Linked DNA regions of Homo sapiens: region 2 is linked to region 1. The links are chromatin loops, found by intact Hi-C in ENCODE. Cell type or tissue: B cell. All regions are shown on one strand.

What was found. Hi-C counts contacts between places; a loop is a spot of excess contacts. Peaks named below come from ENCODE experiments on the same cell type or tissue, not always from the same donor. Only the 100,000 strongest peaks of a DNase experiment are listed, where the experiment ranks them.
Region 2: a loop joins it to region 1, with 14 times the contacts of the local background. A loop is called at or near these places in 12 of 110 quality-filtered maps.

The regions. Positions count from the first base shown.
Region 1 is chr11:128,626,492-128,634,491 of GRCh38, reverse strand. No RefSeq gene overlaps it. Among named protein-coding and RNA genes, the nearest start is that of ETS1, 43 kb to the right of the region's middle. RefSeq lists an enhancer at 6,009-6,218. In B cell, CTCF peaks have their summits at 2,167 and 3,934 (motif pointing right); DNase peaks (open chromatin) are centred at 2,201, 3,941, 4,711, 6,316 and 1 weaker place; H3K4me3 peaks cover 2,805 bases; H3K27ac peaks cover 5,231 bases.
Region 2 is chr11:128,190,198-128,198,197 of GRCh38, reverse strand. No RefSeq gene overlaps it. Among named protein-coding and RNA genes, the nearest start is that of LINC02098, 15 kb to the left of the region's middle. In B cell, a CTCF peak has its summit at 3,070; a DNase peak (open chromatin) is centred at 2,927.

The DNA.
Region 1 (8,000 bases):
AGGGCAGAGTTTGTATTGCTTTTTTCCACCCTTCATATTCAGAGTAGTGCATTGCAAAAACAATAAATATTTGTCAACTGAATAAATTTCACACACATCCAATGAATTCCCAAGCCTGGCTCAATGCTACAAGTCATTGCTTTTGATCTTACACCTTGAGAAGCAGAATAGGGATAAAACAAATCACACAACCATGCTGACTTAAAAAAAAAAAACTGTAGTTTTTTAAAAACTACAACTTTACAACTAAAATTCATCGTCTTTTAACTCAGCTAGAATTCAGAGCTTCTCACCAACTCTTTCACTTGTTCTAGGTCAGCTTTTTCTTCCATGACCCTTACTACCTAGTTCACACCTCTACCCCCTCACTTCAAGCTTTCTTTTACTATTTCAGTCCCCGTTCTAACAATCTTTTAATTCCCATTTCATGAAAAAAAGTGAGACTATCAGGAATTGTGTTTTCCATGTGTCTACTTGGCTCCTGACACACTTTTAAAAACACTGTTCTGCACCTATACTGACCTCTTAACTCCTAATAAGTGGCCACTCTATCTGTTCCCAGCCTGGCAAGAAGCTTTGAGGCTAAACCCCTTCAGGACATCAGGGAGCCCCATTTTCTGCTCCTTCCCAGAAAGAGAGCTGTCACTGGGCAGCCAGGATTATGACGAAGCCAGGGATGGGGACCCGGGGAGGCGGCCTGTGACCTGACTTGGAGCACCTGCATGGTAACAGGAGCTTTTGAGGCCATCTACTTTCCTTCACTGAGCTTGTGGGAGAAGACAGGGTGTTCACGAGGCTGACATCAGTGATGTTCCAGGCTTCAGGTTATCCCCGGGGATCTGGAGGTAGAGGTTTTCAGGACAATGGTGCTGCTTTCTCGACAAGCAGAGCAACCCTCTGTTTGGTTCTTTTTGCCAAATAGACTTTCACTCCTCTCCCGTGGACCCAGGCTGCCCAGAGCATAGGAGGCAAGGCCCAGAGCCCGGGGAAGCCCCCAGGGCTTATTGCAGGGCCAGAGACTTGCCAGAGCCTGCTGTGGCCAGGCCCCACTTGAGCTGGGACTTGGGCTTCTGATTCCATTGGGTCTCATACAGACCTTTGTTTTATGGATATTTAAAAATCACAGAAATGCTAAAGGTCAGGCCTGGGACCCTTGTGACTTCTTTACTGGCCCAGTGGTCACCTCTTCCATCACAAAGGTCACTGAGTGTGGCTGGGCTGATGTGATTTACCTACCTTAAAAACCTTATGTACTATGAAGGAGAATTTAGTAATGCCTTTTTTCCTAACCTTCTTGTTTTTTTGATTTTTTTTAATCTTCTCCACCCCTGTTTTGTTACAAAACACCTCTGAGTCGGATTCTAGTCTCCCCGGAAGTCCTGGGTGGTAGAGGCTTTTCTTTGTGGTGATTATGGGCTCTCAATTAGAAATTAAGAGAGGCCTCCATAGCCAGCCCCTTTGGTCATAAAGCCATCATCTTGTCCTCTGGAAAGAGGTGATAAATGACACTCAAACAGAAGACTAGCTCTGCGGGAGACCCCGGCCCTGTGACTCTTTCTGTGTCATCTCAACCTCAGGCCAGGTGTGCACATCCCGCAGGAGCTCCAGTCACCCTTGTGAATGATCCTCATTCTCTGAAAACCAAAGAGCCTGCACATGGCTAATAGGACAAGCTGCAACTCCCCCAGAGGACTCACAAGGCCCTTTCTAGCCTGGCTCCCCACTTCCCACCTCATGCCTCTCCTGGTCCCTGGGAGTCCCCACCCCAGGCCTCTGTGCTCTGTACCCTCTTGTCTGCATTGCTCCAGAGCAGCTCAAATAACTCCCCTCTGGGAGAGTCCTCGGTGTGACCCTCTGCCCCACATTATAGGCATGTGCTCTCGGCGCTGTTCTGCAGCTGGCTCTGGGTAGCTGATGGAAAAGGGTCACCACCTGCTCATCCGTGTGCCCAGCAGCTCCCAGCACCATGCCTGATGCCAGATGGGAGCCTGGGAAGAGCTTGCTGAATAATGAAGGGGCCCTAGGTGTGCATGTGAAGGTCTGAGCAGTGCCTGGACTTGTCAGAGGCTAGAGGGGTCTGCCCAGGCCCAGGGTGGGTTTGGGTGTCTGCCTCTTTCCCGGCATCTTTTGGGAGATGCAGCGGTTGGCTGCATTGCACCACCAGTATTTGGGCAGAAGGGGTCTCTGTAGGTGCAGAACACAAGTTCTCAAGGCTGCTACAGTTGAAGGAAGCTACTTTGTAGTTGAATAGATTCAGACTTCTTGAAAACCCAGCTCATGCTCATTAACTGCTATCCTGGGAGGCACTCAGGACCTTTAGTTTCTTGAAAGCAATGCCCCCCTGCATTTGGCCTCCCATTGGAAGATATGTTTCAAGATCCCTCTCCACACAGAAGACAGTTTCTTGCCCCTCTCCTCGCATCCCAAAACTCACCTGTCCTTTTCTTTAAAATATTGTATGCAAAGGAGTTTCTCCTTGTATTTGTTTCTCCTTGCATTTGTAACAGATGTAATTGGGAAGTGATTCCTGAACTAACTTTTTCTCCTATTGTTACAGGTTAATGTCAACAATCAGAATACTAATATAGTAAGAGTTAATTAATTTTTTGGATTCATACATAATTTTTAAGTAATATGCCAACTGTCCAAATACTATGTACTGGTTTTCTTGCCTATTAATTTGATGCTTCCTTTTCATATAATTTTTCCCCATAATGAGATATCACCTTACAATAGTGAGGATGGCTGTTATCAAAAGAACAAAAGATAAAAAGTGTTGGTGAGGATGTGGAGAAATTCGAACTCTGGCGCAGATGGTGGGAATGTAAAATGGTATAGCCGCTATGGAAAACAGTAGGGAGGTTCCTCAAAAAGAGGAAAACAGAACTAATATAGGATCCAGCCATTCCACTTTTAGGTATTTATCCAAAAGAATTGAAATCATGATCTTGGAGAAATATTAACATGCTCATGTTCATTGTAGCACTGTCAAGATGAGCTAAGATGTGGAAACAACCTAAATGTTCATCAATGGGCGAATAAAGAAAATGGGTAGATACAGACAGTGGAATATTACTCGGCCTTAAAAAAAAATGAAAATCGTGCCATATGTGACAACATGGATGGACCTGAAGGACAGTATGCAAAGGGAAATAAGCCAGTCACACGAGCATTAACTGATTTTCCTACATGCAGTAAGCATCCTCTTAGTCATCTCTTCTTACTGATTCCCTGCCTCTATGGTAGCTTTTATTAAGGTGGTCGACCAAGAATGGGAATAATTATGGCTATTATTTGTTGGGCATTTATTCTGTGCCAGTCCAGGGCTATGTGGTTGACATTTCTCTTTCTAGTCCTCACGGTGGTCCCACCTGGTAAGTATGGGCATCAGTGTGACATGTGGCGGTGAGTCCAGGCTCCGGACTGCACCACATGCGTTCAGCCCTGTTTTTTTCAGTTAGCAGCTGTGAAGGCTTCTGACTCACTCCAGGCCCTAGTTTTCTTATTTGTACAAAGTGGGTACTAATAGCACACAAACTAGAGGGTTTTAGCAAGAACTAAATGAGCTAACACATGCTAAACACTTAGGACAAAGCCTGCACATAGTAAGCAATTAAAAAAATCACTTTGTATTCTACATTATACAGAAAGAGAAAGTGAGTTAGAGAGATTAAGTAACTTGTCTGTGCTGGAATTCAATCCAAGGCCTTTGACCTGTTTTATGCCAAAGCTCAATCTCTTCTCAACTATGTGGGAACATGCAGAAATAGCTTGTTGTTGTCAGAACTGGGTTTTGAATGCAGCTATTGGGTTTTGCCACACGCTAACCTGCCTTTGGGCCTAGATGGTGGTTTGTCTTGGCTGGTCGGATACGGAGGGCTGGAGGTTCCTCATTTTATCCTCTTTTACTGTACCCCTCTACGTTGGCCTTCAGGGGGCGCCATTGAGCTGTATTCGCTAGGTTCCAGGAGGAAGGACCTCAGTACAATTTGAAATTACACATGATGAAAAGAAAAACTCAAAGGCCGAAATCCAAACTGCTAAGACTTTTGTCTTTATGAAAAAACAGTTCCTGAAAAACAAAATTCCTCCCCTGGAAGAATGAGAGGACTTTTCAGAAGTCAAGGTTATTGCAATGTTTTTTTTTTTTTTTTTTTCTGTGCTCAACATATCTGTACTTAAAAAAAAAAAACAACAAACAAAAACTATAAAGTTACTTCAAAATAGAACAAAACAAAAAAGCACCAAAGACACTGAAATACAAAAACTTTGGAGACCGGAGATAATTTTCAGAACCTGCAACCTTAACCTTGTCAGGGAAGGTGTTCTAAAACCTGTCTCTCCATCCACAGAATAAAACAAATGTTTAACTCTGGTTAATGCTAACAAGGATCTAACACATCAGAGAGCATGGAAGCCCTGGAAAATAATTGCGACCAATTTTCCTTTGCTGATTTGCCAAATCTGAGGTTCCAGACGGCATGACTTCCCTGGAAGCATTCAACAGGAAAGCCCACCTGTCTCCATGGCCAGCCTTAGCCCACCTGGGGCCTTGCCACACCTACTATCTGACCTCTGGCCTAATCCCAATGCCAGCCTGTGAAGCCAGCTTCTATGTGGAACCAGTGCTCTTGGAGAATTGTCAAAGCCCTATGATGACCCTTTGTCCACAAATGGTGTACAGTCTGATCATTCTTTGTCTCTCTCTCTCCTCTCAGGCATACATTAAGTGTGGGAGAGAGCTATCCTGCTCAAAAGAGAGTGCTCCCCATTCTGACACATCTGGAAATCATCTGGCAAATGTCTTCTGACCGTCTCTGAGTGAAAAAGCCTTCGAGTGCATCAGCCCATTTCAGCTCCACAACTTTCTCTTGTGATCATCCCTGTTTTACAGGATATGGAGGGGTAAGGTGACTTCAGTGTCACCTAGCTCCTGGAGTCGCTATGTCGAGGTTCTGGCTCTTTTGATTTAAGTCCAGGAGTCTATAAATGACCAGATCTTCCACTTTTGCTGAGCAGAACCTGAGGCTGAAGCTAAAATTCACACAGCTTCATCCTTCATTGGCTGTCTCTCCTCACCTTTGCAGGGCTTCCTGGGGCTGTCCTGATAAGAGAACCTTTGCTATGATCCCCTCAAATCCCTCCCTTTGGCAAAATGATTAGGGCCTATCTGATGGAATGTGAGGTACACTCAGAAGTCCCCTCCAATCTCCCGCAGGGTCCCCGATTTTGATCTTAGCCTTCCTGGCTTCATGCTCACCACTACCTGCTGCAGCCCTGGCCAGAATCCTTCCATTCTGTAGAATGCAAACACCTTCAGAAGGGGATGGCTACTTTCATCCCTAAGGTCTTACTGTGATCTGGTTTAGAACTCTTTTCTTTGCGGAAGGGGGAAAACTAGGAGTAGGAAGCAAAAGGAGAAGGGTCAGGAAGTGCTAAGGGGAAGGGATGGGGTGCTGCCTTTCCATGTGGCTGACGGCCGAACTTGGTTCTGGGTGCATGGGTTCTGAAAGCACCCTCGATGACACAAAGTGTGTTTAAATACAGGGTGTCCTGATGTGGGATGCAAAACAACACCCACCCTCTCCCCCGGCCTACCCTCATAAGCCGAATATTAATTTTACACTCCACAAACACTTTGATGGCATCAATGCGGTATAACAGTACATTCTGTTTTCTGCCATGCAGTGTGGGTGATCACTCAGTGCTCTTCGGTAGTGATGAAAGAATCAGACTCCACTGCAGAAAACACCTCATTCTATTCTCAGAAGGTCAGTCATGAGAAATGGAGCTTTCTTTAAAACAGGCTTACAGAAAACAAAAACACGAACTTTTTAGCTTATTAACGAAAAAGCTCTCCATCTGCTTTTTTTTTTGTTGTTGTTAATAAACAGATATAGTTAATAGTTTACGGATTTTAGCTGTGGTTTTTCCTTTTTCGTTTGTTTGTGAAATGTTTTTGCTTTTCAGTTTTAAGAAGAAATTTCACACCTCCCTCTGAATTTCTCATGACTTTGACTGCTGAGCTAAACTTGCCATTCTTGTACCCCGTGCTGTGCTGATAAGAGAATCTTTGCTCTGTAACCCTCAAACACAAATATCTCCCAAATGTGGAGACATTTCAGGATCTCTCCACAAATACAATCTTTAAGACTTACACTTTGGCAAATCTTCAAGCCCCAAACACCTTGCCACTCCATCAGTGGCCCTAATTCAGAGTGTATACCTCTCTGAAGGCCACCGGGGTGTGATCACGTGGGAGACATCTGAGCAATCTCCAGGGTCACTGGGCAACCCCAGACACACACAACCTGCCCAGAGGGGCCTGGTGTATTTCTTTCTCAGGCGGCAGCTGGATTCTAACTTACTGCAAACAGGTCACATTCAGTGACTTGACGCACAGATGGGACATGGCAATGTCAAGCAGCACTCTTTCTTCATCGCTGTCCCTATTTCTTCCCTCAGTGTTTCAGCCAGGGTGGTCCTGATAAGAACTCTGTGGGCAACCAAGTTCAGCTCCTGAGCTCATTTAGGGTAGATGTGGAAGGAGCTAGGTGAGGAAGGAGGAGAGCAGGCTCTGGAAGGGCGTGGCAGCCTCCCTGTCATTCTTTCTCTCTCCTCCCCTTTTCCTCCCTACTGTCCTTACATGAACGGTTTTCCTGGGTTTATCCTCTTCTCCTATAGGTGATAAAATCTCCCCCACCTCTCACAACACCTCCAATAAGGACAAAGGAGGGCTGGCATGCTCCTTCTGGTGGTCATTTGTTGCAGGACACCAGTATAGACTGTCACCCAAGTAGCAAGAAGAGAGGGGTCTCTTTTGATTTCTGGGGCGAGCCTGGCACTGATCTGGCTGGCTTACATGACTCAGCCAGGCTCAAGCTCCCCCGTGTCCCATGGCGGGAGGGTGTTTGCAGCTGTGAGTAGGTCCAGTCACAGTGACCCCAGCAGCGCCAGGTCAGGGTGGGCGGTGGGGCAGCGGGCGGGGGCGGGGGGCCTGGCAAGCCCCAGTTTCTGCTGTTGCATCTGCTGGATTCAAGCCTTGGCAACCAACTCCACCCGCTTAACAACAATTCATGGCATCTCATTACTCTTTCCTTTTCACTTTAGTTAGTAACTGGGTTCAGCCCAGGAAACTCTGGCTTCCAATCCTTGAGTGTTTTGACTTGGGGACCGTAAACTGTCTGATTTCTTGGACAAACATAATCTTGAGGAACTTTTCTCTTTACACAATGGCTAGGCTCTGTGAATGTCATGGCTCCCCATTCAGGCCTTGGTAGATTTTTTTCCCCCTTCCTACAGACGTCAAACTACTTAAAATAAATATTCCCTTTGGTTTTCGGGGCTCTTTCCTTTGGATTACTCACCTTTATCTTGGATTGGACGGCAGCTGGAAGGCAGAGATAGGGTTCATGGTGACTCTTGCACAGAGGCGGAGGAATCGCCTAGGCCAGGGAACCCAACCTAGGATTTAGTTTTTAGTGATTCTGGGGCTCACCTTTGACGTTGAAGATTTCACTGTTTTTGCCATATGGTGCCATTTATCCATGTGTGACTTTCCTATTTGGAGTGACTGCTAATCGTCTCCTTGCTCCAACTTCCCCTCCTCTGTGTCCCCTACCCAGCCACCATAGTTCTTTCCAAAGCAAATATGGTCATGTCTCCCCACCTCCTGCTACTGGGAACCTCTGAGGCCTCAGAGATAAAGTCTCATTTCTCAGTCAGGCAAACCGAGCCCTTCATGGTATGGCCCCTCTTACCTTCCCAGTCTCTTTCCCGCACACTTCCCTAGGCGGCCCCTGCTTCAGCCCCCCTCCAAACGCAGGGTGTTGGCTTATGATGTGTGAGTCCTTCTGCCTAACATTTCTCTTCCTTCCTTGTCAGAGTCCAACTTATCCATAAAGACCCATTTCAGATGGTACTGTGTGAGGCCTTCCTATACAGAAAGCGTCCCTCCATCCTTCCTCTGTGTAATATATATATTAGCAATCACTGCATTA
Region 2 (8,000 bases), 440 kb after region 1:
GTATTTATAACTTTCAGGTAATCAGAGCTAAAAAAGCATAATACAATCAAATCAGTTTTTAACATATAGATAGTACCTCTTATTTTTGTTATAGTTTCCAATAAAATCTCCCAGTAGCACAAATTATTGATAGTAAAATCATTGATTAGTGACAGTAGATAAATAACTCGTAATTTTCATCTGACAGCTATTTGATACAACCATGCAGGAATATCATTTTATCATAAGAATATCAAATTATTTGACATATTAATAGTAATATAACATAGTCATATAATAATATAATAGGATTAATTTATCACAATACACTTATGTCTTATAATACATAATGCCAAATGACTTTATGGTAGTAGGGCATCCATTTCACTGATGACTCTCATCCTCCATCTAATTTATGTCTTAGAACAAAAAGAATGCTAATCATCCTTGGGTAGAGTAATTGATTAAGTACTGATTGAGTTTCACTGAAGGCTAACTTATTTTTTAAGGCCCCTAAATATGATGGTGCTATAGGGAGTGCTATTGAAGTGACTTACTGTCCAACAATCAAGAATAAGCATAATTACTGAACCCTCTCCCCCCAATAGCTTTATGATTTTGGAGAAGACAGAAGATGAAGTAGGGAAATATCTCTGGAACAGCATTTATTAAAAGTGAACTTTAGAGATCATTTGCATCTGGATTATCCGTAGGGTATCTCAGAATACCCTACGGATATCTCGCAGAATCTGAGACTGAGATGTAGACTCCATCTTTGGGCATGGCTTGGATCTGTACTTTTCACAAGCTACTTAGGAGACTCTTTGGTACATTAATATTTGAGAATTTCTGACCTAGAAAGTCATGAAATTGGGGAAAACAGGTTTATTAAGCCTGTAATTCATTAATACTGTGAAATGCTTCCTGGAACCACTAGCATTGATTAGTAAACACAAACACCATGGGGCTGCCAATATCTAACTGAAGATCTAATAGGGAAGGTAAGAATGGTACCATTTCTATTAGCACTATTACACCCTCTACCAGTCCCATTTGGTAAATGCTGTCCAGAAAACTCAAATCCTGGGGAAAGTAGGCATTATTACATTTAATCTCACTTCTTAAAATCACTGGGCAAAGTAATTTGGAATTAGTTATACTCTGGAGTGCAGATCTCTTTATTTGGTTCTTATGTTTTTGAAGTCCAATATTCAGATAGATTCCTTTTTCCACCCTCTCCCTATAAAGAATTCAAATCCTAAAGAAATGTGGAACACATTTCTTCCCAGCCTAATGAAAAACAGAATCTTTTACAAATTGTGAATCCACATGTGGGAACTCAGGAGTTTGTATACCGATGTGTGTGAATGTATGATTGTGCAAAGAATTAGACTCCGTTGCGAACACCATCTCAACAGTTCTGCTCACCAAGATCCCTAAGGCCTTACTTAACATTGCATTTTTAATTTACATTACCATTAAAACCTTTTATTGTGTTGTTTAATTCAAGAAGGTCGCTGAATCCATCAAAGTTTCTCATAGATTGACACATGCTCTGGCAATCCATGGAAGTGTCCTTCATGAAGGTTTTCATTACTTTGTGTTTCTGTTATTATCTGCAGACATCTTTCTGTAGTCTGTGATACATTAGGAGTTCAAAAAGAGAAGGTGGCTGCAAGTGTGCTTTACAGTTTGACCAGATGTGTAGCCAGTGTCATGAAATACATCCAATTATACTATAAATAGAGGGCAGAGGCTTACTATTTACCACTTGGTGATTAATAAAATGTGCAGAATGCTGAGACATATCTCACTCCCTATTACTCAATTACTATAACCACTCTTCTTCCAGAAAAAGACAAGTCTTGCAGATGTTAGAGAATGGATTTCATAATGGAAGTCTCTTTAAAATAGCCTGAAAAAAATGGAGCTTAGATTGCAAACCAGAAGAGGCTGGATTTTTCCTCTTTTTTTCCAAAAGTAATAAAACTGCAGACAATAAAGATATTCAAATAAATAAAACAAATCTCTGATTTCACTAAATATTCTCTAAAACTGAAGGTAGAAACCTACACATACATTGTGAAAAATTTGCTCTTGCAATTGGGCTACAGAATGTCCTATAAAATTTACAGCAAAAAATATATTAATCTGTAGTTGTTAAGAAAATTACCTGTCTTATGTGAAAAGTTTTCTATTTTCTTTCTCCCTGTGGTTTCAGGTTTAGACAGTAAGGACGTTTCTCTATTTGAATTTCATGTAGGCTCATATCCAGTAGAAGGTGAATCATGTCTCATATCATGTGGGAGAGCTAGTAAGTTAATTAAAGTGGTTAAGAACTTGGAGAGGGCAAGAAAAAATAATATATATATATATTTTTTATATACAATATATTTATTTTAAATATATACATATATATATATAAATGTAAATATACATATATTTATCTGATAGATACTGGAAATTAAAAATCCAGAGAAATATATGTTGCATTTTTGGGTGGCTGAATGAATGTATACACTTTGTTGATGAAGTGCTTTCCACTGTAAACTTTAAGCCAGGCACTAACCATTTGCCTGCTCCCACACTGAGACCCAGGGCAGGCACGTAAACAGAAGTACAAACTTCCCAGAACAAAATTCCTGCTGAGGATGCAGGGATTATTTATCTAAATTCAAAATAAATCCAGAGTCTATGTTTGTCTAACAGCCTGGACAGACATTCACCCATTCTCTGCTCCCTCACCACCTCAGTTTTTTTTTTTTTTTTCCTGGTAGAATTAAATATTGTCATTTTCTGAACATGATGATTGATGCTTGGGTGTTTCTTTCCTGTGGCTGGCCTTGGCTGTACCGATCTCTCACTTCCCCAGCTGTTTCCTATGTAACTGTTACATAAGATTACTCTTGCCTCTGCTCACTCCTTTACTGCGGGAACCGTTGTGGTTCAGTTGCGTCCAAATGCATTTCAGGGCAAGGCAGTATAATAGAAGCAGGAAGAGATGGCTTTTTGAATTGGTGTACAGCAAAGCCAAGTGGAAAGTAAAGAAATTACATAACAGATTTGAAATATGTTGAGCGATATTTTGGAAAATTATGAACTGGGGAAGACTTTGTGCTTATCTCTATTGAATTTCCACTACCATTGACTTCAAGTGTTGTTTAGACATCGCTGATATTTAAAGATGATATATCTGAGTGCAAAGACTACTGTGATAAATTCATTGATTTACAGCCACTTTCTGTTAGCTATTTAATTATACCTTCCCACTTCTTTTGTGTATTTCTTTATCATATAGGACATTTCTGAGCACTTGGATATAGTCACTTGCAGTTGGGGCTCTGTCTAAGATCTGACATGCTTTAAGAGTTGATGATGGATGAGGGAAAAGATGTTTGTTGAACCTTTCATATGTTTCTGGAAATAAACAACAAAACAGAACAAAATAGATGGGCAAGAAGAGAAGAGACAGAGGGAAGAAGAGGAAAAGAAGAGAAGGGAAGGGAGGAAGGAAGGAAAGAAAGGAAGGAAGAGCGGGAGGGAGGGAGGAAGAAAGGAACTGTGTCAATATACTTATGGAGAAAGTTTCCAGAAATAACCACCATATGTGGCTACATGAACCACCCCTGGGACTATTGCCATTTGGTTAAAAAATGAATATGTTACTTGAGTAAGGGACACAGTCTCAAGTTCTGATTCAATAAATTGGCATTAGGGTGAAAAATACCTATTAACTTATGTTGCTGCCTTCTCTTTAAAAACAAAACAAACAAAACATAACAAAACAAATGATCCTGTAGTATTGACCTTTGGGGCTCAGTACAACCAGATTTCAAAATATCTCAAGCTTGAAGGCTCCCACCATTTCCCTCAGAGACTATTTCATCATCCAACTGATCTAAAACATAAGGAAGTTTTTTCCAGTTATTATTCCCCAAGTTCCTTTTTTTCTAAATGTCATCCTATTATTTACACTATTTCATTGTGCTTTATTTTTATACCTTGGATTTTATAGCCACCAAGGACTGGAAGATGGCTGGTCATTTAACCCTCTTTATGCAACCTTTTGCCAAGAGAACACAAAAGAGTTATTAAGTTGTGCATTATGGAGATTTGTAAAACCTACTCATAAATCAAGAATCCTTGGGGACAGGGATATGATAAAAGGAAAATTGCCTTTTACATTTACTTTTCTTTTTTCGTTTCAAACCCTTCTACCAACTGAGGTGTCTGCCGATGTTCTGATAGATAGAAACACTAGGGTGTGAATGAAAGAGCCATAGCCTGTCAGGGCAGGAAGGAAACCTCCCTAAACACGATCTAAACCAATTCCTTCATCGCCAGGAGCTTCTCACATATTTCTGTCAAGTCATCATTCATACTTCACTAGCAAGGGATATGAATGGAGAAAGATAACTCCATAAAATAAGCAAATTACCAGATACAAAGGCACAGTTCTCATCTTCCATGCGATGGAGCCACATCCCCTGGCCTGAAAGAACAACAGCAACCACAAAACTCAGATGAGGAGTTCTAGAAATTAAATGTCAACCTCATTTAACTCTCATATCATAAAGTGGATTTATCTCCACTTCAAAATCAGAAAATAGGATTAGAGAGTTAATTAATGTGCCCATGTTCTCACAGGCTTTAACTGTTGGAGTCACAGATTGTGATTAGTAAGGAGCTCTGCGACATGTTTCACGGGATCACAACTTGAAGATTACACCTCAAGTTGCAGAACAAATGCCTAATTATCCATCAGACCAGCCACAGAGATAATTTTATTTATTTCTGTGATGAACAGCTAATTCTTACTTCAATATTTACTGAAGACCTACTTTGTGCTTGGCAATTTTTTATTACTGGAGGTACAGTTGTAAATGAGAAGATAAGCATTCTTATGGAACTCACTCTAAATAAAATGAATATATAGGATGCATAGTTTATCAGACAGTTACAAGTACTGTAGAGAAAAAATAGAGTGAGAAAGGGAGGTGAAAAAATAACTAAAGAAATAAACAAATATATTTTTATCAAGCCATTTTATGTGTGGAGGAGAAAAATAGAGCAAAGAAGAGGCCTAGGTGGGGCTGGAGTGTTGAGGGAAGCCTCCTCTCTGGAGAGAGTGTTTAGACCAAGACTTACAGAAGATAAAGAAGGAGAAGGCGAATATCTGTGGGATGAGCCTTGAAGGCTGAGGAAAAACCAAGTGCAAAGCCCCCAAGGTGGGGAATGTCCAGCCTGTCCAAGGAAACACGAGAACTTGTCCCTCTGAGCAAAGTGAACTATGGAGGCTGCAGTGGAGAGTGTATCAGAAAGGACAGCGCATATCCTACTGCTCTTTGTAGGCCCTGGTAAGAACCCTGATTTTAATTCCATGCGAGATGAAAAGGCCTTGGATAGTTTTGAGTAGAATGACATTATCTGGCTTACATTTTAAAAAGATCACTCTGGCTGCCGTTTTGAAAATGACCTGCAGGAGTTCAGGGGTCAAAGAAGGTCAATTAATATTTAATTGCTAATTATTATTTCAACAATAACAATAGACATTTATTGGATAGTTTGATATTTACTTTATACCCATTATCTCATTAATTTTCACAGTCTGAGGGGTGGCTATCATCCTTATCCCCTTTGTGTAATTTCTAGTTGAGGTTTCATGGGATTTTTGTGACAGTTGATTCAACACACATGAGAGTGTGTGTGTATGTGTGTATGTGTCATATTTGACTTGAATATATTTAGTTTTGAAATAATTTTTAATTGACATAATATGAATATATTTGAGATTTTTATGCCAATTCGTACAGTATTTGGAGATGCTTAGAAAAACAGTGATTCTCAACCCTGGGTATACATAAAAATCACTAAAGGCTTTTAAATTGTCCTGCCTTAGAGATTCTGACTTAAGGAGCTGGTGGTGGCCCAGGCATCTGTGCTTTCGAGAGCTTTTCAATATCCATTCAGAATGGAAAAACACATTTAAGCGGACCTCCAATACCTGAAAGGACAAAATATGGAATATCAAAAATATCCCCAAATATTTTGATTTTGAATTACATTATTTTCAAGAAGTAAATGTATTACTGTCAAATTTGTGGACTACCTCTCACATGTTCATCAGGTCATACTGTGTGTATTTTGCAGGTGAGCTTTCTTCTGCCTTCTTCTTTTGCCCCGATTTCTTTAACCTCTTCAAATAAAACTGTGTCTGTTCTTATAAAGTACATTATTTTTAAAGTAAATTAAAAATATAGTACCTGAACACTTGGCAGATAATTCTTAATAAATATTTACCTAACTGCATGAACTCAAATTTTTATGAAAGAATAGGAAATTAAACAATAATTCCACAAATCATCAGGTTTCTATGGAGAGATGTACAGAGATTTCAGACCTAGAAAATATGGGCACTTAAAACCAGGGGTGTAAGAGGAGGGAAGTGATGAGTATGGGAGGAGAATTTTCTCTTTTCCCACAGTCTTTCTTTCAGCCCCGGCTATTTATATAAAGATATTACAGATAGCTACTTCTTGTCAAAGCTGGGGCTCAGGCAACAGCTCAGTGAGGCTAGGGAAGGTCAAGACCATAAAGCCACAAAGAAATAGCCTTAGGGACAAGAGAACTTGTGAGTTTTGTGCAGCGGATCAGAGTCAGGACGGGAATTTCTAGAAATGGGCTAGGATTCTTCAATAAAGGCCCACTGCTGTAACAAATCATGCTAACATTTCAGAAGCTTAATGGAGCAAGATCTACTTCTCGTTCATATTTGTATACAACGTCAGTCCATAATGGTGGAGAAGTGATACTTCGTCCATTGTATCACATTTGTTGAAGTGGGGACTCAGAAGTCCCCCATCTGCTGACTCGATGGACTCCAGGGAGTTGCAGTTCTCCAGATTCTCTTCAATCTGCTAAATCATGAACAAGCAGAGAGCAGATCATGGGATTCCGGGGGCCAGGCCAGAAATTCTGATATATAAGCTTCACCCTTATTCCATTGGTCAAATCTAGGTCACGTAGTGCCACCTCATAGCAAAAGGAAGAAAATGAAAAATGGTAGAATTGTCTGCCACAGGAGTTCAGGGACATGCAACTGAATGGTAATCTTTTTAAAAAGCTATTTGAAATGTGTTATCATTTCAGAAATTTCAAACATTAATATGTCTATTTCAGGAGATCACAGATAACTGATCTTTCAACGTGACATAATCAATTATCACATTTGAACTGAGAAACAGAGTCCACATTTTTTAAACATATTGTAAAAGTATAAAGGCAAAATAAATTTACTCTGTGCTAAATTAGGCAACAGCATTGGCTGCCTGATAGGGGAGATGTGGGAGAACCAGCATCAGCTATCTGGGATGGAGTCAAGTGGAGAGTGGGGTCCAGGGCCAGGAACTGAAATGTGGGGAAAGTGGGACATAAGGGAGTCCTATTGACACCCCTCACTCTGACTTCAAGCCAAGAGGTGAGCATTGGCTCACCAAGAGCCAAGAGACTGAATCAGGAGATGGGTGTTTCACTTTGCCCAGGCTTCAATTGTTGGATGGCGTTGAGGTGAGCAAAGATTCAAGTGGGTCTTTACGGTGCCTTCACATCTTTAGGTGGCCACACTCTCCCTGCTGCTCTGTGGTCTAGATACTGGTTCTCCTGAGTGCCTGAAGCCCTCTCATCCAGGACTGGTTGTGAGCACTGCATACGCCCTTTGATGAGGGTCGGTGGTGAGAAGGAGGGGTTCCAAGGCTGTGTTCTCACCTCTTCTGTGCTAGTGAGAAAACCACAGCTCGCCTGTTCTCAGAAGCTCACATGGACAAACCCTGTACTGGAAGGGACTTTAATATGGTCATGATCCCTTAATATTGTAAGACAGAGAAAATCTTTCAGGGTGTGGTTTCCTGACATTCCCCATAACGAAGAGTCTACAAGCTGTGTGTGTGTGTGTGTGTGTGTGTGTGTGTGTGCACGCGTGCACACGCACGTGCATGCACGTGCGTGAGAGAATTGTAGGAAAC